Linked DNA regions of Homo sapiens: all the other regions are linked to region 1. The links are chromatin contacts, found by Hi-C or POLR2A ChIA-PET in ENCODE. All regions are on one chromosome and are shown on one strand. Each heading gives the region's core, a stretch centred on a gene start or an enhancer-like site at or near the end of the contact. The rest is flanking DNA. Distances are from core to core; before and after follow the strand shown. Region 1 holds the start of UBC (ubiquitin C). Region 2 overlaps NCOR2 (nuclear receptor corepressor 2). Region 3 overlaps NCOR2 (nuclear receptor corepressor 2). Region 4 overlaps LOC101927436 (a long non-coding RNA gene). Region 5 has its middle 66 kb from the start of NCOR2.

Region 1 (4,101 bases), core at 1,602-4,101:
GGGGGAGGGGAAAAACGAAGGCGGAGGAGCAGGCGCTGATCCAACCCCGCCCTCCCCAGCTGCAGCCCAGCACCCCGGCCCTTTGTGAGCTCAGCTCATCACACGCTCCCTTCCGCCTGCCAATCCCGCCCTGTTGCTGGGCCTCTGTCCCTTCTCCATTGGTGCCAGCTCTGAAGCAATCTTTTCTGGGGCGCCTGCAAAGGACGGATCTGTGGGTGGAACGAACTGAAAACGGATCCAGTGACTCATCCCGATTCTTGCACATTCTAGCACATCGCATTCTAGGTCAGCAGGGTTTAGGTTTTAAGAGCGTGACTTGATACCTGACTCCTGAGTCCAAGTGGGACATTTAGACTTTGGGAACCCTTTCGGAAAACAGAAAAGCAGTTGTTGCAACAACAAAAATCCTTTGTAGGACAGGGTTTCTTAATTTCAGCACTATTAATATGTTGGGTCTGATAATTCTTTGTTGTGGGGGACTGTCCCTCATAGAATGTTCAGTGGCATCCCTGGTGTCTACCAACAGTGCTAGTATTAGTAGTAGCATCCCCTAACCTCCCCTGAGTTGTGACAACCAAGAATATCTCCAGATATTGCCAAATGTCCCCTGAAAGAGCAAATCACTCCTTGTTGAGAACCATTGTTGTAGAGAAACATCAGACACCTGCGTTTTGGGAGGCCATTTTCTTCCCTGTCACCTCAGTGACTTTGGAGAAAGGTTTATTTCTGTTTGCTTCAATAACCATTTAAGTCAGGGAATGCTGGGATGTTTTCAATAATTTTTTTCTGCTAGAGACAACATTGGTTTCTCTTTGCAGCTAACCTTTGGCCCATTACCCACCCTACCCTCATCCCCTCTTCTTCCTTTTTCCTCCTCCTGTCCTCCTCTCCCGCCCCTGCCTCTGCAGTTAGGGCTGTTTTTTCTCTGTACCTTTTGGACTCTGAAAAAAGCTATGTCACAAAGCTGGTGACTCAGCCTTTAAACAACATGAATCACAAGGCTTGCAGCAGAGTAACAGCCAAAAGCAACCAGGGCGTGGTTGAAAGCCAGGCCTGGTCACCTCAGAAAGAATCTCAGCTTTTTAATCCCTTCAAAACTCCTTCCCGAAATGTAGGGGAAAAACAAAAAACAAAAACTTTGCAGAAATGTGTATTGGAAATCACTGGGGTATCCTGCCAATCCTGGAAAATGACACTTTTATTATTCGTTTTAATTTCCCAGTAACACATGAATTCATTCTCTTTAAAATGTTAAAAATTGGAGATGTCAAAGTCTGTTTTGAACAATGCACAGATCTTGGATTTTCATAAATACACAGAAACATGGGTTACCATAGAAAATATATAGCAGGTTCATTTTGCTTTGATGCATATTTTAAGTCTGCCGTTTAAATAATGTAATGTTCATAACTTAAAACAAGAATGCAGCCTTTTCCTAATGGCAAAATATTTTTCAGTTGGTAGCCTCTTTTTCTCTTTTTTTTGAAGCTTTTAAGGGTAGAAATCAAAATAGCCTCCCTACCTCCAATACATTTGTAGAAACAGGGACTATTTGTAGAAGAGTCCAGAAGGAACAGTGGCTGGGAAATTGAGGGCATGAGGGAGACTTTTCACTGTACACTTTAAAAAGACACATTTAAAAAATCTCACCATGTTCGTATATTTTAAAACATTTAAAAAATATACTGAAGAAATGACACGTAGGGATCACAAAATAGGTTGTGGTAAAAATTTAAAAAGCTGGCTGGTGATGCTTTTCTCCCCACTTCTTTTACCAAAATAGAATTGCCCTGTAGAATTACATTTCATATTTGACACCCTACCCTGCACTGAAATAAGGTTGGGATTCTATTCCTGTCTTTTAAAATCTCCGGTTTAAATGGGTCCGATTATTGAATGGATCCTGCTTACAATAATCGTACCCATTGAAACCAGAGAAATTTCCATGCCTCCCTGTTGGCATCAAGTAGGACCTTTCCATACCTGGCCCTCAGAATGTACAGGAAGGTGGAAGAACAGTCTAGAAGGATGTCGTTCGCTCAGCCTTGCGTTCCAGCTAAAATAAAACTGTGTGGGGTTTCCGCCTCTTTTTTCCAAATTTAACCTGGACACCCAGCTCCTCTGCAGTGTCTCCCCTGGAAAGTTCTCGAGCGTTCCCCAGCTTTAGGGCCACGCCCGCCCTGAGATCTGCCGAGTCATTGTCCTTGTCCCGCGGCCCCGGGAGCCCCCCGCGACCGGCCTGGGAGGCTCAGGGAGGTTGAAGGGGGCTGAGCAAAGGAAGCCCCGTCATTACCTCAAATGTGACCCAAAAATAAAGACCCGTCCATCTCGCAGGGTGGGCCAGGGCGGGTCAGGAGGGAGGGGAGGGAGACCCCGACTCTGCAGAAGGCGCTCGCTGCGTGCCCCACGTCCGCCGAACGCGGGGTTCGCGACCCGAGGGGACCGCGGGGGCTGAGGGGAGGGGCCGCGGAGCCGCGGCTAAGGAACGCGGGCCGCCCACCCGCTCCCGGTGCAGCGGCCTCCGCGCCGGGTTTTGGCGCCTCCCGCGGGCGCCCCCCTCCTCACGGCGAGCGCTGCCACGTCAGACGAAGGGCGCAGCGAGCGTCCTGATCCTTCCGCCCGGACGCTCAGGACAGCGGCCCGCTGCTCATAAGACTCGGCCTTAGAACCCCAGTATCAGCAGAAGGACATTTTAGGACGGGACTTGGGTGACTCTAGGGCACTGGTTTTCTTTCCAGAGAGCGGAACAGGCGAGGAAAAGTAGTCCCTTCTCGGCGATTCTGCGGAGGGATCTCCGTGGGGCGGTGAACGCCGATGATTATATAAGGACGCGCCGGGTGTGGCACAGCTAGTTCCGTCGCAGCCGGGATTTGGGTCGCAGTTCTTGTTTGTGGATCGCTGTGATCGTCACTTGGTGAGTAGCGGGCTGCTGGGCTGGCCGGGGCTTTCGTGGCCGCCGGGCCGCTCGGTGGGACGGAGGCGTGTGGAGAGACCGCCAAGGGCTGTAGTCTGGGTCCGCGAGCAAGGTTGCCCTGAACTGGGGGTTGGGGGGAGCGCAGCAAAATGGCGGCTGTTCCCGAGTCTTGAATGGAAGACGCTTGTGAGGCGGGCTGTGAGGTCGTTGAAACAAGGTGGGGGGCATGGTGGGCGGCAAGAACCCAAGGTCTTGAGGCCTTCGCTAATGCGGGAAAGCTCTTATTCGGGTGAGATGGGCTGGGGCACCATCTGGGGACCCTGACGTGAAGTTTGTCACTGACTGGAGAACTCGGTTTGTCGTCTGTTGCGGGGGCGGCAGTTATGGCGGTGCCGTTGGGCAGTGCACCCGTACCTTTGGGAGCGCGCGCCCTCGTCGTGTCGTGACGTCACCCGTTCTGTTGGCTTATAATGCAGGGTGGGGCCACCTGCCGGTAGGTGTGCGGTAGGCTTTTCTCCGTCGCAGGACGCAGGGTTCGGGCCTAGGGTAGGCTCTCCTGAATCGACAGGCGCCGGACCTCTGGTGAGGGGAGGGATAAGTGAGGCGTCAGTTTCTCTGGTCGGTTTTATGTACCTATCTTCTTAAGTAGCTGAAGCTCCGGTTTTGAACTATGCGCTCGGGGTTGGCGAGTGTGTTTTGTGAAGTTTTTTAGGCACCTTTTGAAATGTAATCATTTGGGTCAATATGTAATTTTCAGTGTTAGACTAGTAAATTGTCCGCTAAATTCTGGCCGTTTTTGGCTTTTTTGTTAGACAATGCAGATCTTCGTGAAGACTCTGACTGGTAAGACCATCACCCTCGAGGTTGAGCCCAGTGACACCATCGAGAATGTCAAGGCAAAGATCCAAGATAAGGAAGGCATCCCTCCTGACCAGCAGAGGCTGATCTTTGCTGGAAAACAGCTGGAAGATGGGCGCACCCTGTCTGACTACAACATCCAGAAAGAGTCCACCCTGCACCTGGTGCTCCGTCTCAGAGGTGGGATGCAAATCTTCGTGAAGACACTCACTGGCAAGACCATCACCCTTGAGGTCGAGCCCAGTGACACCATCGAGAACGTCAAAGCAAAGATCCAGGACAAGGAAGGCATTCCTCCTGACCAGCAGAGGTTGATCTTTGCCGGAAAG
Region 2 (4,101 bases), core at 982-3,481, 460 kb after region 1:
ACAGTGCTCTCTCATCTGGGACAGGCGGAGGCTCTAGGGCCTCCTTCCAGGGTCTTCCCAGGGTTAAAGGCAGTGCTGCCTGTTAAAGGCTCACCTAGTGCAGCTCCTGGTCCCTACGAAGCGCTCAGTAGTTGTGAACAATTTGGTGATGAGCTGCTCCCCCTGAAGTTTCTGCAGGCTGCTCAGTTTTGCAGTGAGAGCTCCCCAAAGCCCGGGGTCCGTCTTTTGAGGCCACTCAGGAACTACAAGCCCCGGGCTCCCAGGCCCACTCAGAAGGCAGAAGCAGGGAGGAGATGGCAAGGGCTCCTCCAGCTCAGAAGCAGGGCCCAGCTGCCCACCTGGCTGGACTCAGGAACCTCGCTGGGCTCCCCCACCCCTTCAGGGCTCTGCCCCCTCCAGGCACATCCTCGGGCCTGGGCGATCTGGGTGGTGAGCTCTGGCCTAGGGTCGTGCTTCTCTCAGTGGAAGTGATATCTGGGGAAGTTTTCAGCAGCAGCAGCTGCTGCTTGCTTGTTTTTTTGTTTTGTAAACAGCTTTATTGAGGTACAATTCACACGCATGCCATTCACTCAAAGTGTCCAGTTCAGTGGGTTTTAGTGTATTCACAGATGTGTGCAACTGTCACCACGGTCAATTTTAGAACATTCCATCATCTCAAAAAGAAACCCTTCTGTCTCTATGGATTTGCCTATTCTGGACATTTCCTATAAATGGAATCTTGCAATATGTGGTCCTTTGTGTCTGGTTTCTCTCACTCAGCATCATGTTTTCGAGGTTCATCCGTGTCGAGCGTGGGTCGGTCCTTCGTTCCTTTTTGTGGCTGAATCATATTTCACTGTAGGGGTAGGTCACGTGTTGTTTACCCACTCATCAGTCGGTGGACGTGAGATTGTTTGCATATTTGGGGTATTGTGAATAAAGTTGCTGTGAACATTAGTGTGCCGTTTCCATGTGAACGTACGTCTTCATTTCTCCTGGGTGTGTACCTAGGCGTGGAATTGCTAGATCCTCTGTTAACCCTGTTTAGCCCCTTGAGGAACTGCCCAACTGTTTTCCAAAGTGGCCGAAAAGTGGCCGTACCATTTTACATCTCCACCAGTAAGCTGCCTCTTGCCTCGGTTTCTCCTTTTCTGCCAAATAGGGATGGCAGGGTTGGATGAAGTTCCCAAGCATTTCCAGATTTCCGGGTCCTCCCGCTCCCGTTTCCTGATTGGTCCCCGGGGGCCTCCTGGGGGAAAGGGCCTGTGTCTTAGGGCCCGAGGAACACAGGCGAGGAAGCCCCTGTCCGTGGGAGTCTGTGGGCAGATGGGGGTGGGCAGCTGCTGGTGTCAGAAGCTTTGGAACCAGGGACCCCACAGTGAGTCTTCTCTGGTTCTTTGGAGACAAGGGGACGGGGTTGTCTTCCACTTGGGGATCTCAGAGCAGAGGCTTCCACAAGGCTGATGGCACAGGAGGCTAAGATCTAGTGTTTGGACTCTTGAAGGCCCCTGGCTTGGTGCCAGTCAGTGGGGACAGGGAGGACGCCTCACAGAGCTGTTGCCGTCCCATTTTCTGGATGAGGCTCAGTGAGAGGAGTGCCTTGTGCCGGGCCACACAGCAAGAGATGAGGCGTGGAGGTGTGCTGAGCCCCTGGGAGAGCGGCCGGCCAGTTCTGCACAGATCTGCCAGGCCCGAGTGGCCACAGGCATCCTCCAAGCAGAGGCAGCTGCATGGTGCACCCTCTGCAGGGTCCTGTCTACCAACTGGGTGCCAGAAGCCCGGGCCAGGGACGGCCTGAGGTGCTGTGGGTCACAGAGTCCAGTTCCCAGGGTGTCTTCCATCAGAAGCTGCAGTTCCAACGCCCCTCCCCTCGGCAGGGACGGATCCCTGTGGCCTTCCTGGAGGAATTTGCATTGGAAAGGATGAAAATAGCACCAGAGGTGCTAACCAGGGGTCGGGGGCACTGAGATGGTGGGGCACGGCCCCTCCAGCCCAGCTGTGGGGACTGGACCAGGCTGGGAGCGGGCGCAGTGGTGGAGGGCGTGCCCAGCAGCCCCGACCTCTCTGCCGCTTTGAGTCATTGCTTCCTTCCTGTTCCAAGGCGTTATTTTAAGAAGCTGGTGTCACCAGCGGGTTGAGGGCTGGGGCTGTCACTTCATTTATTGCCAGCTCAGGCCGCCTGGGACTCTGGCTCTTCCTGGTGGCCCTGCTGGCTGGCTCAAAGCCCGAGGGGGGCCGCCTCCTCCCTGGCCCCTGCTGGCTTTCTTAGTCACCACCATGCCTCATCTCTGCCTGCGCCCTGCGTCTGGCACCTGCTCCCCTTTGCCCTCTTTCTGCCCTCTGAGTGGCTGTGCCTCTGATTTTAGAGGAGACGGAGGCTGAGCAAGAGAGAGCTGGACCTTGGGGCCTCCTGGGTGCCGCCCCTACCACCCCAGGCTCCACACGCATCTAGGCCTCGATTCCCTCACTGGCGTGAGTCCCCCCAGGGGTCATTTCTCCCGGGAGGATAAGGCCTGGGGGTGAGGGACAGGGGCCAGCCATGCCCCCCAGCCTGTGTGGCTGTGGAGGTGCCTCATGGCCCCATGTGGGGACCCCGGCTAGCCTGGGCTGGGAGCCGCCAGGCCTTTGTGCAGCCCTCTCTGCAGAGGATGAGGGGGATGTTGGGGAGTCCCCTCGGGCCCTGCGTCCCCTCAGCAATGCACCTGCCAGGACATGTCACTGTCCCTCCCTCCCCCCACTCCCTTCTGGGCTTTCCAAGATGGCTGTCCTCAGCCTGTTGCCATGGCGGTGCACGGCATTCCAGGCAGCTCTGGGCCCAGAGCCTCCCCTGGGCTCCTGGGGTTCAGGGGCCTCGGGGAGTGGCTGGTGAGTGCCTCCCAGGGGGGCAGTTCCTGTTTAGAGGCCGCAGCACCCCACAGTATCCTCAGTCCTTCGGGGCCTTCGCCTTGTGGGCCCCTCACCGATGGCCGCCTTGAGAAGCAGGGGCTGTGTCCCTATCTACAGGGCAGGGGAGGAGGCCACCAAGTGGAAGTGGCCTTCCTCCCCTGTGGCTTTGGTGGGTTGGAGGCTGACCGGGCTCTTGCTGCCCCCGGGAGCCGGTCCTGCATTTCTGCACCCGCCCTGTGCCGCAGAAGCACTGTCCCCTCTGCCCACCTCGCCCTCCCAGGGCTGCGTGCTGTGGGCTTCCAGCCCCTTTCTGGCCCCCTTCGGCTGTTTGCTATCTTTAAAACCAAAACAAGACAAACACCAAATTTCACCAAGTCTGAAATTTTCTGGGCTATCCAAAATTTCCGTGAAGTAGGTCCTCTTTGACCTACACCCATATTCCAGATGAGGAAACCGAGGCTGGAGTGTTGAGGGCACTTGTCCAAGCTCACAGCTAGTGAGGGAGGAGGCACCATTTAAATTGGGGCCTATCTGTTTCCAAAACCCGAACCTTTAAGTGATGTCCGCTTGCACCTGGCCTGCATTTGATTGGCATGTGGGGAACATAAAGGAGCCAGTGTGGTTGCCCGGGTTACAGCATGGGCATCTTCACAGGGCCCCTTGCCATTCCTGAGACGAGGATTCGCACCCTCTGCAGGGATGCTGCACTGCACCCCTTCCCTCCACTGGGAAGTTCTGCAGTGAGTCTGACCGTGGGCTCTCTTGTTCCTCTGCCCACTTCTCCCTCTTGTTCAAACTTCCAGGGTCAGGGTGGGGAAACTGCCCTCTGTTCAGGGCTGAGAACCTTGGGAGGGGAGCCTGACCCGGCACGGGGAGAAATGGCCCATGGCAGCTGCAGGATGACATCTCTGTCCCCAGGAGAGTAGCTGAGCAGGAGCCTGGAATTGCCCGAGCCCAGTGGTGAATTCTCTAGGAGGGGATCTGGGGCTACAGGGGGAAAGGCGACATTGTCACCAGCCGAGACTGTCTGTGAGGCTCTGTAGAGCTGCAGAGGCCCTTCCCTGGGGATGGGTGGGCGGGGGTCTGGGTGGCCCACTCTGCCGGCGTCATCAGGAGGTGTGTTCAGCTCTATCCCCAGGGAAGAGACTTGTGTGTCCCTTCTGTCGCTGCAGCCCTGCCCTGAGGCTGCAGGACTCCACGTCTCCATCCTTCCCTGTTCCATCTGATCACTCACAC
Region 3 (4,101 bases), core at 468-2,967, 370 kb after region 1:
TGCTGCGTTTCTTGCTCTGACTCAGGGCCCTGACCCCAGCCGGGCCACTTGGGCTTCTGAACGCCTGCTGGGCTGAGCTGAGCTCACCGGTACATGAGAAAGATCCCGGGCTGAGCTGCCCTTGCCTGGCGTCTTTGGGCCTTGGTTTTCCCATCTGTGTGGTGGGGGCTTCGAGGGTCCCCGTGTGTCGGTGGGTTGGTGTGGAGGGATTGGGTGTGGACACCAGGGGCTGAAAGCTGATGGGGACCCATGGGGAAACCTGTGCCTCGGACCCCTCCAGACCAGAGGCTCCTGCAGAGCCCTGCCCATGGAAGATCTGGGTCAGGGGCTGCCTTGTCTCTGGGTGCTTCTGTTGTCACTGGCCTCTGGCCCCAGCCTGGTGGTCACCAAAGCCTATGTTTCCCCTGGGCCTGCTGCGGAGGTGGGAGGCAGGGAAGGTGGGCTCTTATCCAGTCCTCTCATCGTGGCCCTCCGAGACTCTGCTCCCTCCCCCTGGGCCCCGCTTCTGGGTGTTCGAGGTGCTGGGGACATTGGTGTCTCAGTAGGGTTGCAGGCTGGCAAGGGGCCCTGGGGAGGTGGCCTGGTGAACCCCGATGGTGAGCTTCAACTGAGCACTGCTGGGTGCCAGGTTGTAAATTTCTCTTCAGAGTAGCCCCTGGCATCATCCCCGTTTTACAGATGGGCACACTGAGGTTCCGAGAAGCAAGGCACCTTCCTCAGGCTTTAAAAAATGACAGCACTAGGGCTGGAGCGGGAGCCAGCCTGATTTTAGCCACCTAATATAATTGCCTCCGTTTCACCGAGAGGAAACTGCCTCTGCGAAGTTGAGCAGCACACACAGGGGTCGCAGTCTCCTGCCAAGATGAGATGGCTCAGGGATTTGATCTGGGTCTCAGGCCCATTTGGGGCCCACCGGGGACTCTGTATGTCAGCCCCACTTGTGCCTGGCTGTCCCCTCCTGTGTGTGGGCACCGGCTGAATGGTGGAAGCAGGTCCCTCCTGGGAGCAGGTCACGGGTGCTGGGGCTGCATCCCTGACCTACCCTGGGCCCGGGCGGGTGTGGAGGCAGAGGAGGATGTCCTGGGGGTTTGAGTGGGGGCGGAGCCTGCTTGTGAGGTGGAAGGTGGGGCAACTGAATCAGTGTGGGCCACCCTCCCACCCTGAATATCCCCAGGCCCTCGTGACAAATCTCTTTCACCATCTCTTGACCCAGCAATTAATTGCTTCTGGCGGATGGTGCCCCCGCCCTCCAGGGAGCTTCTAAAGGCCAGACCCTGCTCCTGGGCGGGCAGCCCGGGGCAGAGGCTGGGGAGAGTCTGCAGTGGTTTTTCTGTTCAGCTGCAGATTCAGGGGTCCCCAGGCCAGGCAGCCTCTCTGGGAGAAGCCAGCAGCTGACATTTTGGGGTACTTGCTCTGCCTATCTGTGGGGCTAAACCTGAGTTCATCTACAGCATACTGTGAGGCAGGTGTTGTGATGTTCCTCTTTTACAGACAGGGTCACTGCGGGGCATAGAGAGGTTTCCCGAAGCTTCCATCTCATCCAGCAGTCTCCAGTGCACCCTTTCCATTCATCTCCCTCCCCGCTGGGGCTCCCCGGGCAGGGGGTGCCGGGCAGAGGCGGCGTCGCTGGTGCTGACTGACGCTGAGTGTGGATCCCAGTCCTGGGAACTCTCTGGGAGGGCTTTCTTGCCTCACTGCCTCCATCTGCACAGGGGGAGGATGTGGGGCGGTTGTTAAGAATTAAACGAGTTAATCATCGTAAGGGGCTTAGCATTGTGCGGAGGCAGCGAAACCCTGAGCTTCAGGCACCGAGGGGCTGTCGGTGCCTGTGAGGGTGAGGGGGCTGGACAGACAGGTGGACGGACAGCTGGCCTTTCCGTGCTGCCGCGTGGGGCCTCCGCGGCCTCCCGGCCTGGGCTGCGCTCCCTGCCCTGTCGTGGCCCGTGCTTGGCCATGAGCCAGGCTGCTGCCACCCCGACAGAGCCCGCGTCCCCCTTCCCTCCCAAAAGCGGTCGATACCCCGGCTCCTTCCTGGCCTCTAATTGCTCCTGCCGGCTGCTGTCTCTGATGGCGGCCCCACACCCCGCAGCGAGGAGAGGGGCGGCGAGGTTTCTGGGAAGCCTAGTCCCTGCTAAATCCACGGCGCTGTCGGGGTGGAGAATGGAGTGGCCGAGGGCAGAGGGTCAGATGCTCGGGGTCCCGTCTCCCCGCCCCTCACTGGCTGTGTGACCTGGGGCAGGTAACCCCGTGTGGGTCTGTTTCCCCACCCCTGAAACAGGGTCCGGACAGTGGAGATGCACGTGGCCTGGCAGGAAGTGAGGGCTGTTATTATTGTGATGATCGTTGTCATGGTTTTTTGCAGCGGCTCCTCCCCAGTCGCTATGCCCGGTGTCAGTGCAGCCTTCCTTGTTGGGAGCAGACAGGTGGCCCTGGGGCTGGGGCGCGTTCCTGGGCAGGGCACGGGGTTGCTCCTCAGTCCCCCTCTGGACGGGGCTGCGGCCCATCCCCACCTCCCTACTGATCCCATTGCAGGCCCTGATCACTCACATCCATGCTGCCAGCCCCCTTGGCCTTGGTCTGGTGGCCCTTGCCCTAGCTGGTGGAGGAGGGATGGGAGGGAGAGAGGCTGTGACCCCCATCTTCGCCCACCCACCCGCCCTTGGCTGTTGCAGTCCAGTGGGGACTGAGACCTTGGTGAACTCTGGGTGGCTGCCTCTGCAGATTCCAGGAGGGCTGGCACGGGGCAGGCTGCCTCAGCTGTCCCTGGAGAAGGAAAACATATCCCGGCGGCTTCTCAATGGAAGGGCTGCGGAGCCTGCCTCCCTCCCGCTCTGGCTGTCTGGACTGCTGGCTACCACAGGGACGGGGACCAGGTGACACCACTGCAGGAGACAGGGGAGGCTCCTTGTTCACCCCGTGTGGGAAGATGTATCCGGTGGACCCCGGCCGGCCCTGGGAGGGCGGTGAGCCGCCTCCATGTCTCACGGCACCTAGGTTGTGCTGTGCTGGAAGTCCCCAAACTCCAGCCTGCAGGGAAGGCTTCTGGGAGTCATGCCTGCCCCTTGGGGGCCAGGGTCTGATCTGTGGGTCTGCGGGGTCCAGTTTAGAGCTTCTGCGGAGCACGCCCCGAGGCTGGCTCATGCTGGCCTGGCAGGTTCCTAGGGCCTGGGACGGGCGCTGAGGGTCTTGGCCTCGGTGCCCAGGGCAGAGGTGGCCTGGAGTGGAGCCTGGGCTGCTGTCGCCCACCTCGCCCATCTCTGTGGGCCCTGTGGGTGCTCAATCAACACCCGTCCTTCTCCCTTCTGGAAGATGTCCCTCATGTGGCCCTGCCAAGGGTGTGGCTGTTGTGGCCGGTGTGGCCGCTGGTCAGGGGAGGCTGGGCTGAGAGGGAGGATTTATACTGAGCCCTGGGCTTGAGTAATCATGGGTCCTGGAGGCACAGGAGCCCCGAGGCAATGGCCCGCCCTGTTCCTGTGGCTGCTGCAGGTCTGGTGGGAAAGGCTCCAGAGTCCAGACACCAAGCCCTTGCCCAGCATTGAGGCTGGAGCCCCACAGTTCTGATCCTCCATGCAGGAAGAGGCTGAGGCTGGGTCTGGGAGGGCAAGAGGTCGATGCCTCCATGGAGCCCTCAGGGATTGACCCAAAGGTGTCCTCGCTGGCCCTGCCCCACACTGTTCCTACTCAGTTATGTGTTCCACTGGAGCACGTGGCTCCCCTCCTGTGGCCAGGAACACAGCCCCCATCCCCTTCCAGCTCTCCACTCCCCATCCCCCTCCAACTCTCCACCCCCTCCCCCTCCAGCTCTCCACTCCCCACCCCCTCCATCTCCACTCCCCACCCCCTCCATCTCCACTCCCCATCCCCCTCCATCTCCACTCCCCATCCCCCTCCATATCCACCCCCATCCCCCTCCATATCCACCCCCATCCCCCTCCATCTCCACTCCCCATCTCCCTCCAGTTCCACTCCCCATCCCCCTCCAGCTCTCCACTCCCCACCCCCTCCATCTCTACTCTCCATCCCCTTCCATCCTCACCCCCATCCCCCTCCAGCTCCATCCCCACCCCCCCACCATCTCCACTCCCCACCTGCTCCATCTCC
Region 4 (4,101 bases), core at 787-3,286, 310 kb after region 1:
ACCGCCGTCATCACGTGACCTTCCCATGTGTCTCTGTCCTCTTTTTATAAGGGCACCGGTCATACTGGATTTAGGGCCTGCTCTACTCTAGCAAGACCTCATCTTAACCAATTACATCTGCCATGACCCTGTTTCCAAATCAGGTCACATTCTAAGGTTTGGGAGTTAAGATTTCCACATATCTTTTTGCAGAGCACACAATTTAACCCAGGACAGCAGGGAGACAGCACCCCAGGCCGAGTGAAGGGGAGGACCGCACAGGCAAACGGTGAGCACCCAGGCAGGGGACGGCTGTGGCTCTTGGGCCCTTTCTTCCTGCAAACCTTCCTCGTGAAGAAAAGAATGAAGCCGAGTTCTGTAGGACATGGGGAGAAAGAGGCCCTGATCCGCCCCAGTCCAGCTGAAAGCCTTCTCCCTGCAAATTGCCAACTCTCCCCACGACCTCCGTCCCCACCTCACTTCCCTCGCTCCCTCCTTGCGGTTCAGGCAGCCAGACCCTCTTATCACTCACACACACAGCTTCCTTTTTAGCCCAAAGGTCGTTATTTTAACACCTGTTGGGAAAACAAGCAGGTTACTCCCAGGGGGTAGGGAAGAGGAGGGAAGAGGGGAGATGCTATTTGTAGGGCTGACACCTGCCCCCTGCCCCTCAAAGCAAGGCAGGAGCAGAAGCAGGGGCCAGGCACGCCTCTCCCCTGTTTCCTGACCTCTGGAGCCACTCTAACTCCAGCTGCCTTCACTGCTTAACAAACCAGCCCCAAACTTAGCCACTTAAAACAACAGCCGCCACTTATCTGCTCAGAATTCTGCAATTTGGGCAGGATCAGGCATCGTGGTGGTCCCCACCCCACGTGTGTTATCTGGGGGGCTCAGCTGGGGCTGGATGGCCCAGCACGGCATCACCCACATTGTTTAGCACTGGAGCTGGGTACACTCTTCTCTCTCCCCTTGTAACTCATCTCCCAGGCTTCACTCTGTCCCTGCGGTCTCTCCCTCTTCTAGAACCTGGCCTGAGCTACTTTGCGGGCCAGCTGGATTCCAAGAGAGAGAAAATAGAAGTCGCCAGGTCTCTTAAGGCTTAATCCAGAACTGCAGGGAGTCACCTCCACAGCATCCCGGGGGTCAAAGGATTCACAGAGCCTGCCCACTTTCAAGGGGTGGGGACACAGACTCCACCTCCCATGGGAGAGGTTGCAGGCCCCTGCAGGGAGGGGGAGCACTGCTGGCAGCCATCTTTGCAGGCAACCCTCACACTCTTCCATTTGGCCTCCAGCTGGCCTGGCGAGGCACCAGAGGCTGTAGAGGAAAGCGCCTCCCACCTGTGAGATGCCAACAAGATACCCAGGGTCTGAAGAGTCTTAAAAGAAAAGCAAGGAGCGGGGGTATGATATCCGACCAAAGAGCAAACGCCCGAGCCACTTGGCACTGCACTCTAACTGGGAGGCTGAGCACACAAATTAGATGTTTGTAAGAATAAACAGTCATTAGAACTCGAGAACTAGAGGAGAAATAAACATCATTTCAAGATATTTGACTAATTTGGCTCTGAGCTCTGCCTGCCTGTGAATGTGCTGGTTTCTGGCTTGCGGGGATGCCTGTGTATCTGTGCATGCTTCTTGTTAGCCCTCTTGGTTACGTGTCCTTACTGAGTGCCAAAGTCTCCTCTGTAAAATGGGGATAACAGCAACACCCAACTCAAGGGTGTTGGGAGAGTGGAACAAGGAAATACACACAAATTGATTAAAACAGAGCCTGGCACCTATAGTAAGTGCTCAAGAAATGTGAGCAATACTCTACATTTGCTCACATATTCATTCGTTCAGCAAATATGCAGAGGGTCCCAGCCAGGGGAGGCCCTGTTCCTAGTGTTAGGGATCAAAAGACAGTGAGATTCCTCGTGCCAGCTGATGCCAGGCACACGGTGGGCGCCCAGGAACAGATTTTTGAAGAATGAATGTATGGGGCATGGACTTTGCCTTCAAGAGCTGTGGCCTGGGGAGGAGACAGACTTGTAAATAAATCACTGCAAACACTGTCATGATAAATGCAAAGCAGTTCCAGCTATAAATTTCACCTAAAGTACAGTAAAAGGACCGGCCCTGATGGTGGAATTTCAGAGACAGAGGCCAAGGCAGGGAACAGTGCTGCGGGAATGAGGCCCTCTTAGATGCTTTGAAATTGTACCAGGAAGACCACAGCCCCTGAACCCAGTTCAGAGTGGAGACAGCAGGGCAGGGAAGCCCTCACACCGTGGATGATGACAGGTACACACTTTGGAGGACTCAGGCCACTGGGCTGGATGACCCTGGCCATCCCCCTGCCTCAGGGCCCATGGCCCCCAAACCAGGGGCTCCTAGTTTCCAGCAGGAACTGCAGGTGGCACAGAAGGGCCTGCAGGATGGGCTGCCGTGGCGGGCGGGTTTTAGAGCGAGTGGCTTCTGAGTCTGTCTGTGCAAGTTAATGAGCGGCTCTGGACATTTAATCAAAACCAGACATCTCCTCACGGCTGTCTGCTGCGAGCAGCGCCGGTGTGTGCAGAGGTTCTTCCTCAGGCCGCAGAGGGGCCCTGACTGTTTTCAGGGCCTCTGGCCAAGACTGGGATGGTCTGCAGGCCGCAGCACCTGGGACTTGAGTGGAGGCCCCATTTCCAGTCCCCACCAGCTGCCAGAGCCCCTGAGTGTGCATCTAGAATGGAGCCCCCGCCCAAGGCCCCTAGGTAATTTGCAGGGCCTGGTGCAGAATGGAAACACAGGGTCCCATGCTCAAAAATGATGAGGAATTTCCAGATGAGAACAGGAGAGCTTCGAACCAAACGTGGTTTCCGACTGTGGGGCCCTCGGTGTGGCAGGCTCAGGAAACTGAGCTGAAAAAAATACAAGACGATTGTTGGGGGGATCTTCACTTTGGCCTCAGCAAGCAGTGTTGAGTGCCTGGCTGGCTGTGGTGTCAAGCTGCGGTCAGTGCCTTGCATCCAAGAGGTGCTGAATAAATGCTCATTCCCAGAATTGAGTTGCGTTGTGCAGATGGCACTGGGAAGACACGCCCTCATCCTCTGGGGCCTGCTGCAGTCCCTCCCTGCCCTGGCTGCTCATCAGTGGAGACAGAAGGGTAAGAGGCAGACGGAGAAGGGGAAGCATTAACACTTCCCTCCTGGAGGCCCTGAGAATGCTGGAGGGGCACATGGGACCCAGCTGTGGACAGAGGTCCCAGATGTAGAATGATGAGCAGTTACCTCCCACCGAGCCCAAAGGGACCACACCAGATCCATGGGAATAAATAAAACCCACCTCCCTCTCCGGCCTCCCAGGCCCTCTGAGACCTGGCCACCGCCACTGTCCCCATCTCCCAGTGTGGTCTGGCCTCACGAGCCTCCTTGTCGTTTCCTGGACGTTGCAAGCTTGTTCTGACCTCGGAACCTCCGTACGTGCAGTTCCTGCTACCAAGTCTTCTCTCCCCCAAGACACTCACAGGCTCAGCTCCTCTCCTTATTCTGGTCTCTGTCCGAATATTGCAAATGTCCCCATGTTGCAGCCCCTCCCTGGTGCTCCTTCATCCTCTTCCTTCGGCTCCATCTTTCCTTGTGGCCCTCAGCATCATATTTTGTATTCACTGTCTCTCTCCCTCTAACGTCAGCTTCCTGGAGGCAGAGACCTCTTCTGTCTTGCTTATCTTTGTGCTGCCAAAACTGTGAGGTATCCCCAAATGTTAGTCAGCTCCCTCATTTCACCAATGGGAAGGGACCTCCCTCAATGTTTTTGGTAAACTTACATATAAACTTTGGGTGGGGGCGTATGCATAGTCCAAAGTTCACTTGCACATTTATATTAGTGGTAGAGTTACACATGCCTGTTTATGCCTATTTAAAGTCATATGTTGGCTGGGCGCAGTGGTTCATGCAGGTAGTCCCAGCACTTTGGGAGGCTGAGGTGGGAGGATCGCTTGAGGCCAGGAGTACAAAATTGGGCAACATAGGGAGCCTCCTATCTCTACCAAAAAAAAAAAAAAAAAAAAGCAGGCGTAGTGACAGTGTGCACCTGTGGTTTCAGATACCAGAGAGGCTAAGGTGGGAAGGTTGCCTGAGCACAGGAGGTTGAGGTTTCA
Region 5 (4,101 bases), core at 862-3,361, 280 kb after region 1:
CAGCATCGGGGGCTGGGCTTCCAAGCTTGGAGCCAGGGACATTGTCAACCACTTTGGAAACAGTTAGGAAGTTCCTACTACATCTGAACATTGCCTACTCTTTGACCCTGCAATTTCATTCCTTGTGATACAGCAGTGCATTTATATGTCTAAAATAAGACACCCACTAGGAGGACATTAACCACAGCGCTCATCATAATTGCCAAACAACCCAGATGTCTATCAACAGGAGAATGGTTAAATAAATCATTCTATCTCACAATGAAACGTTATATAGCAATGAAAAAGAGCTACCTGCAGCTATACTCGACTGCATAGTGTTTTTATGAGTAAGTTCGTAATGTAGTGCAGGCAAGAAAAGCAGGTAGGCACAGCAGCAAGAAAAGCTAGGCACACAAGCACACGTGTGTAGCATTCCATTTCTATCAAAAGCATAGACCGCCAAGATTCAGCCATCGTGGAAAAGGTAGTGGCTGAGGGGGAGCAGAGGGGTTTCTGGGTGCTTCTCCTCTGGTCATGTTCATCTGGGTGTTGGGTACACGGACATGCTCACCTTTGGAAATGCATTGCTCTGTGCACTTATGATCTATGCACTTTTTTTTTTTTTTTTTTTTTTTTAGGTGGAGTCTCACTCTGTCGCCCAGGCTGGAGTGCAGTGGCTTGATCTCATCTCACTACAACCTCTGCCTCCCTGGTTCAAGTAATTCTCCTGCCTCAGCCTTCCGAGTAGCTAAGACTACAGGCATGTGCCACCACATCCGGCTAATTTTTGTATTTTTAGTAGAGATGGGGTTTCACTACGTTGGCCAGGCTGGTCTTGAACTCCTGAACTCAAGTGATCCATACCCGCCTTGACCTCCCAAAGTGCTGGGATTACAGGTGTGAGCCACCGCGCCCAGCCTGTATTTTGTATTTCAGTAAAAATACTGGAGACAAACGAGAGATACAAGATCATGGCAGTTCTCTCTTCTTCCACCGGACATTGCTGTGTCTGCCTAAAATGTCGAATTGGCAACAGCCATTTTGTAACCACGGGACACAGAGCAAAGTCCGCAGAGCAGAAAGGTGGAAGGATCCTGGATTCCTGGTGAGGTTGAAGCACTCAAAAGGTGGGTCTTGGTCCCCTCCGCTTGAACCCGGATGGACTTTTGTGATGACCTCAACCACTGGGTGTGGTGGAAGTGGCTGCATGAGTTCTGAGGCTTGGTCATTAAAAGTGATATGGCCGGGCGCGGTGGCTCACACCTGTAATCCCAGTACTTTGGGAGGCCGAGGTGGGCAGATCACTTGAGGTTAGGAGTTCGAGATCAGCCTGGCCAACAGAGTGAAACTTTGTCTCTAATAAAAATACAAAAATTAGCCAGATGTGGTGGCACACGCCTGTAATCCCAGCTACCTCAGAGGCTGAGGCAGGAGAATCGCTTGGGCTGGGAGGCGGAGGTTGCAGTGAGCCGAGATTGCACCACTGCTCTCCAGCCTGGGCGACAGAGTGAGTGAGACTCTGTCTCAAAAAAAAAAAAAGTGATATGGCCTCTCCTTGGATCTCTCTTGGGACACACTCAGGGGACCCCCTCATGAACTGCAGGAAAGACGTCTGGCTTTCCTGAAGCCACCATGCTGAAATGAACACACAAGCAGGAGAGCGACGCCCGAGGAGGACCAGCTGTTTGAGTCTGCCCAGCCCAGGTGTCAGACTGTAAATGAAGACGGCAGCCAGATGACACTGCCAGCCACCAGCCCCTCTGACTGCACCCTCCAAGAGATCCAGAGCTCAAACCGCCCTGGGGAGCCACTCCCGAGATCTTACCCCCAGAAACCATGAGGTAGAGAATGATTCTTGTTGCTTTAATCCTCCAAGTTTGGGGGGTGATTTGTTGTGTAGTCAGAGATAACGAATACGCCACCTTCATTCTGAGCATTCATCATATGAAGTAATACGTCTTCCTTATTGCTTAAGCCAGAGGTCGGTGAAAATTTTCTGTAAAGGGCAGACATTAAATATAATTTTAGGCTTTCCAGATCACATGGTCTCTATTGCAATGACTCAGCTTGCCGTTGTTGCATGAAAGCAGCCATCGGCAATAGAAATGGGTGGGCGTAACTGCATTCCTATAGACCTTCATTAACAAAAACAAGGAGCCAGACCATAAGCAGCAGTTTGTTGACCCCTGGTTAAAGCCATTTTTGAGTTAAGTTTTCTGTTACTTGCAGCCCAAAACATACTGTTACAACTATCCAATCAGAGAGCTCCAGGCAAAGGGCAACCACAAGAGGCTCTAGGGTGTGTGCATAGTTCTCTGGGGTGTGTGCCTGGGCTCTGGGGTGTGTGCATAGTTCTCTGGGGTGTGTGCCTGGGCTCTGAGGTGTGTGTGAGCTCTGAGGTGTGTGCATAGTTCTCGGGGGTGTGTGCATCGTTCTCTGGGGTGTGTTCTTGGGCTCTGGGGTGTATGCCTGGGCTCTGGAGTGTGTGCACAGGTCTGAAAATGTGTGTAGAAGTCAGGATGTGTACACAGGTCTGAGTGTGTTGTGTGGGCTCTATGGTGTGTGCCAAGATCTGGGGTGTGCATGGGTTCTGGGGGTGTATGTGTGAGCCCTAGCATTATGCGAATGGGCTCTGGGATGTATGCACAGGTCTGAGTGTGTGCATGAGCACACAGGTCTGAGTGTATGTGTGAGAGCTCTGGGGGTGTGTGCATGAGCTCTGGGGGTATGTACAGGTCGGGATGGGTGTGTATGAGCTCTGGGGGGGTGTGCACAGGTCTGGGTGTGTGTGTTTCTGTGTGTGTGTGAGCTCTGGAAGTGTGTGCATAGGCTCTGGGGTGTATGCATAAGCACACAGGTCTGGGTGTGGGTGTGTGAGCTCTCGGGGTATGGGCACGGGTTCTGGGGATGCATGCCTGAGCCCTGAGCGGGCCCCACTCACCCACCATCTTATCTACTGAGACAAGAAGGGCTGGGCTGTTCGTTCATGAAGTCTCCTGGGCATCTCTTATCATGTGATCCCCAGCCTCTGCGTCCTCCTCCTCCTCACAGGCTCCAGGATCTCTGGAATCCAACTCACTGGACGCCCAGCCAGTCAGGCAGGCAGGGAGTGTGGAGGCCTCCCCTCAAGTAAGGACCTAATGGCTAAAGCTGGGCATGGGACAGGCCTGTGCAAAGAGAGGAGAGGGAGGAAGGACCAGGGTGTGCTGGAAGCGTATCCTCCCTCTCCCCGGCCTCTCTCCTCCCACCTCAGATGGGCCTGGAGGAGATTAGCTTCACTCACGGCAGTAATTGTTTGCTGAGTGCTTGCTGTGTTTTAAGCTCAGCATTTACAAGCAGGTGACATGGAGAACTCTAGGTGCTGGACATGCTGTTAGCCCCATTTCATGGACGAGGGAATGGGCGAACAGAGAGGGAAGTCACTGTCCTGGGGACCCACAATAGGAGGCAGGATGCCCACCCAGGCTGGCTGTCCCCACGCCAAGATCTAGGATGAGTCCTCAGTCAAAGCCAGAGCAGACCCAACGGAACCGCTCAGCCCCCTGACAAGGCAATGAGTCTCGCCGGCCAGGGGGGCTCTGCCCCCGCCCCCACCCAGGTGGGTCCCCTGCCCCCAGGCTGGCAAGGTGCTGGGGGGCTGATGCCGGAGCCCCTGCTGCTTGCCGCCTGCCTGCTCATCTTGTTTGTTCCAATTATGTCAAGTAAGTCATTATAATTTTATGTTTTTTAGATTAACATTTTTGCTCAAGGGCATAGTAATTAGCAAGCGGCTGGGAGTTGAACGATTCTGAGCAATAGCAAGGGAAAGTTTTTCCCAGTATATCTTTGGAGAGGCCTAGAGGCTTCTGGGCTGCCCAGGCAGCCCCTTAGCTCCAGGAGACGGAGGTTTGCACAGTACAGACAGGCTGGGTGAGAACAAAATGGCCCCGAAGTCCTGTCCACCAGCCCAGGGCGGTGTGGGGGCCACACAGCAGAGGGGCGCCCCACGGCCGAGACTTCCCATCACATCTGTCCCTGGGGAGTCCCTGCTGGGGAATTCCTCTCCCTCTACCCATTTTCCAGGTGCCTTATCTGTGTTGTCCAGGGCCTAGAATTGTGTGTGGCACACAGTAAGCGCCC

The links. A loop is a pair of places that touch in the nucleus more often than their neighbours do. ChIA-PET counts read pairs that join two places held with the same protein, here RNA polymerase II (POLR2A). Pooled maps may share reads with other maps.
Region 2: a loop to region 1 is called in a map of B cell, with 5 times the contacts of the local background. The contact joins the enhancer-like site here to the promoter of UBC in region 1. A Hi-C loop is called at or near these places in 2 of 168 maps with a recorded cell type or tissue (B cell and CD8-positive, alpha-beta T cell), 10 of 37 single-sample maps with no recorded cell type and 13 of 50 pooled maps. POLR2A ChIA-PET finds 5 or more read pairs at or near these places in 3 of 52 experiments (T-cell, activated B cell and activated T-cell).
Region 3: a loop to region 1 is called in a map with no recorded cell type, with 7 times the contacts of the local background. The contact joins the enhancer-like site here to the promoter of UBC in region 1. A Hi-C loop is called at or near these places in 12 of 37 single-sample maps with no recorded cell type and 5 of 50 pooled maps. POLR2A ChIA-PET finds 5 or more read pairs at or near these places in 1 of 52 experiments (Panc1).
Region 4: a map of OCI-LY7 shows a loop between it and region 1 (5-fold over the local background). The contact joins the enhancer-like site here to the promoter of UBC in region 1. A Hi-C loop is called at or near these places in 1 of 168 maps with a recorded cell type or tissue (OCI-LY7) and 3 of 50 pooled maps. POLR2A ChIA-PET finds 5 or more read pairs at or near these places in 2 of 52 experiments (HEK293 and T-cell).
Region 5: a map of HCT116 shows a loop between it and region 1 (6-fold over the local background). The contact joins the enhancer-like site here to the promoter of UBC in region 1. A Hi-C loop is called at or near these places in 1 of 168 maps with a recorded cell type or tissue (HCT116). POLR2A ChIA-PET finds 5 or more read pairs at or near these places in 2 of 52 experiments (IMR-90 and K562).

What each region holds. Positions count from the first base shown.
Region 1 is chr12:124,913,400-124,917,500 of GRCh38, reverse strand. It overlaps UBC (ubiquitin C), which reads left to right and starts at 2,851. Exons shown (of 2, transcript NM_021009.7): 1 at 2,851-2,914; 2 at 3,727-4,101. The coding sequence starts at 3,730. It overlaps MIR5188 (microRNA 5188), which reads right to left and starts at 1,954; the gene lies at 1,842-1,954. RefSeq lists enhancers at 95-364, 864-1,158, 520-1,199, 2,823-3,272, 2,597-3,554 and 1 more and silencers at 855-914, 2,273-2,612.
Region 2 is chr12:124,451,686-124,455,786 of GRCh38, reverse strand. All of the region lies in intron 8 of NCOR2 (nuclear receptor corepressor 2), which reads left to right. Among named protein-coding and RNA genes, the nearest start is that of NCOR2, 110 kb to the left of the region's middle. RefSeq lists enhancers at 2,528-2,587, 1,987-2,825. Within about 2 kb of position 2,231, at least 35 of the 41 ENCODE cell types and tissues checked have a DNase peak (open chromatin) inside an H3K27ac peak, as active enhancers do; they include B cell and CD8-positive, alpha-beta T cell, where a contact is called at or near this core.
Region 3 is chr12:124,541,592-124,545,692 of GRCh38, reverse strand. All of the region lies in intron 1 of NCOR2 (nuclear receptor corepressor 2), which reads left to right. Among named protein-coding and RNA genes, the nearest start is that of NCOR2, 24 kb to the left of the region's middle. RefSeq lists enhancers at 1,119-1,653, 2,722-3,255. Within about 2 kb of position 1,717, at least 9 of the 41 ENCODE cell types and tissues checked have a DNase peak (open chromatin) inside an H3K27ac peak, as active enhancers do.
Region 4 is chr12:124,602,451-124,606,551 of GRCh38, reverse strand. It overlaps LOC101927436 (a long non-coding RNA gene), which reads left to right. Exons shown (of 4, transcript XR_242964.4): 3 at 193-268; 4 at 1,274-1,529. Among named protein-coding and RNA genes, the nearest start is that of NCOR2, 37 kb to the right of the region's middle. Within about 2 kb of position 2,036, at least 4 of the 41 ENCODE cell types and tissues checked have a DNase peak (open chromatin) inside an H3K27ac peak, as active enhancers do.
Region 5 is chr12:124,631,726-124,635,826 of GRCh38, reverse strand. No RefSeq gene overlaps it. Among named protein-coding and RNA genes, the nearest start is that of NCOR2, 66 kb to the right of the region's middle. RefSeq lists enhancers at 1-230, 2,215-2,264, 1,569-2,768. Within about 2 kb of position 2,111, at least 9 of the 41 ENCODE cell types and tissues checked have a DNase peak (open chromatin) inside an H3K27ac peak, as active enhancers do; they include HCT116 and IMR-90, where a contact is called at or near this core.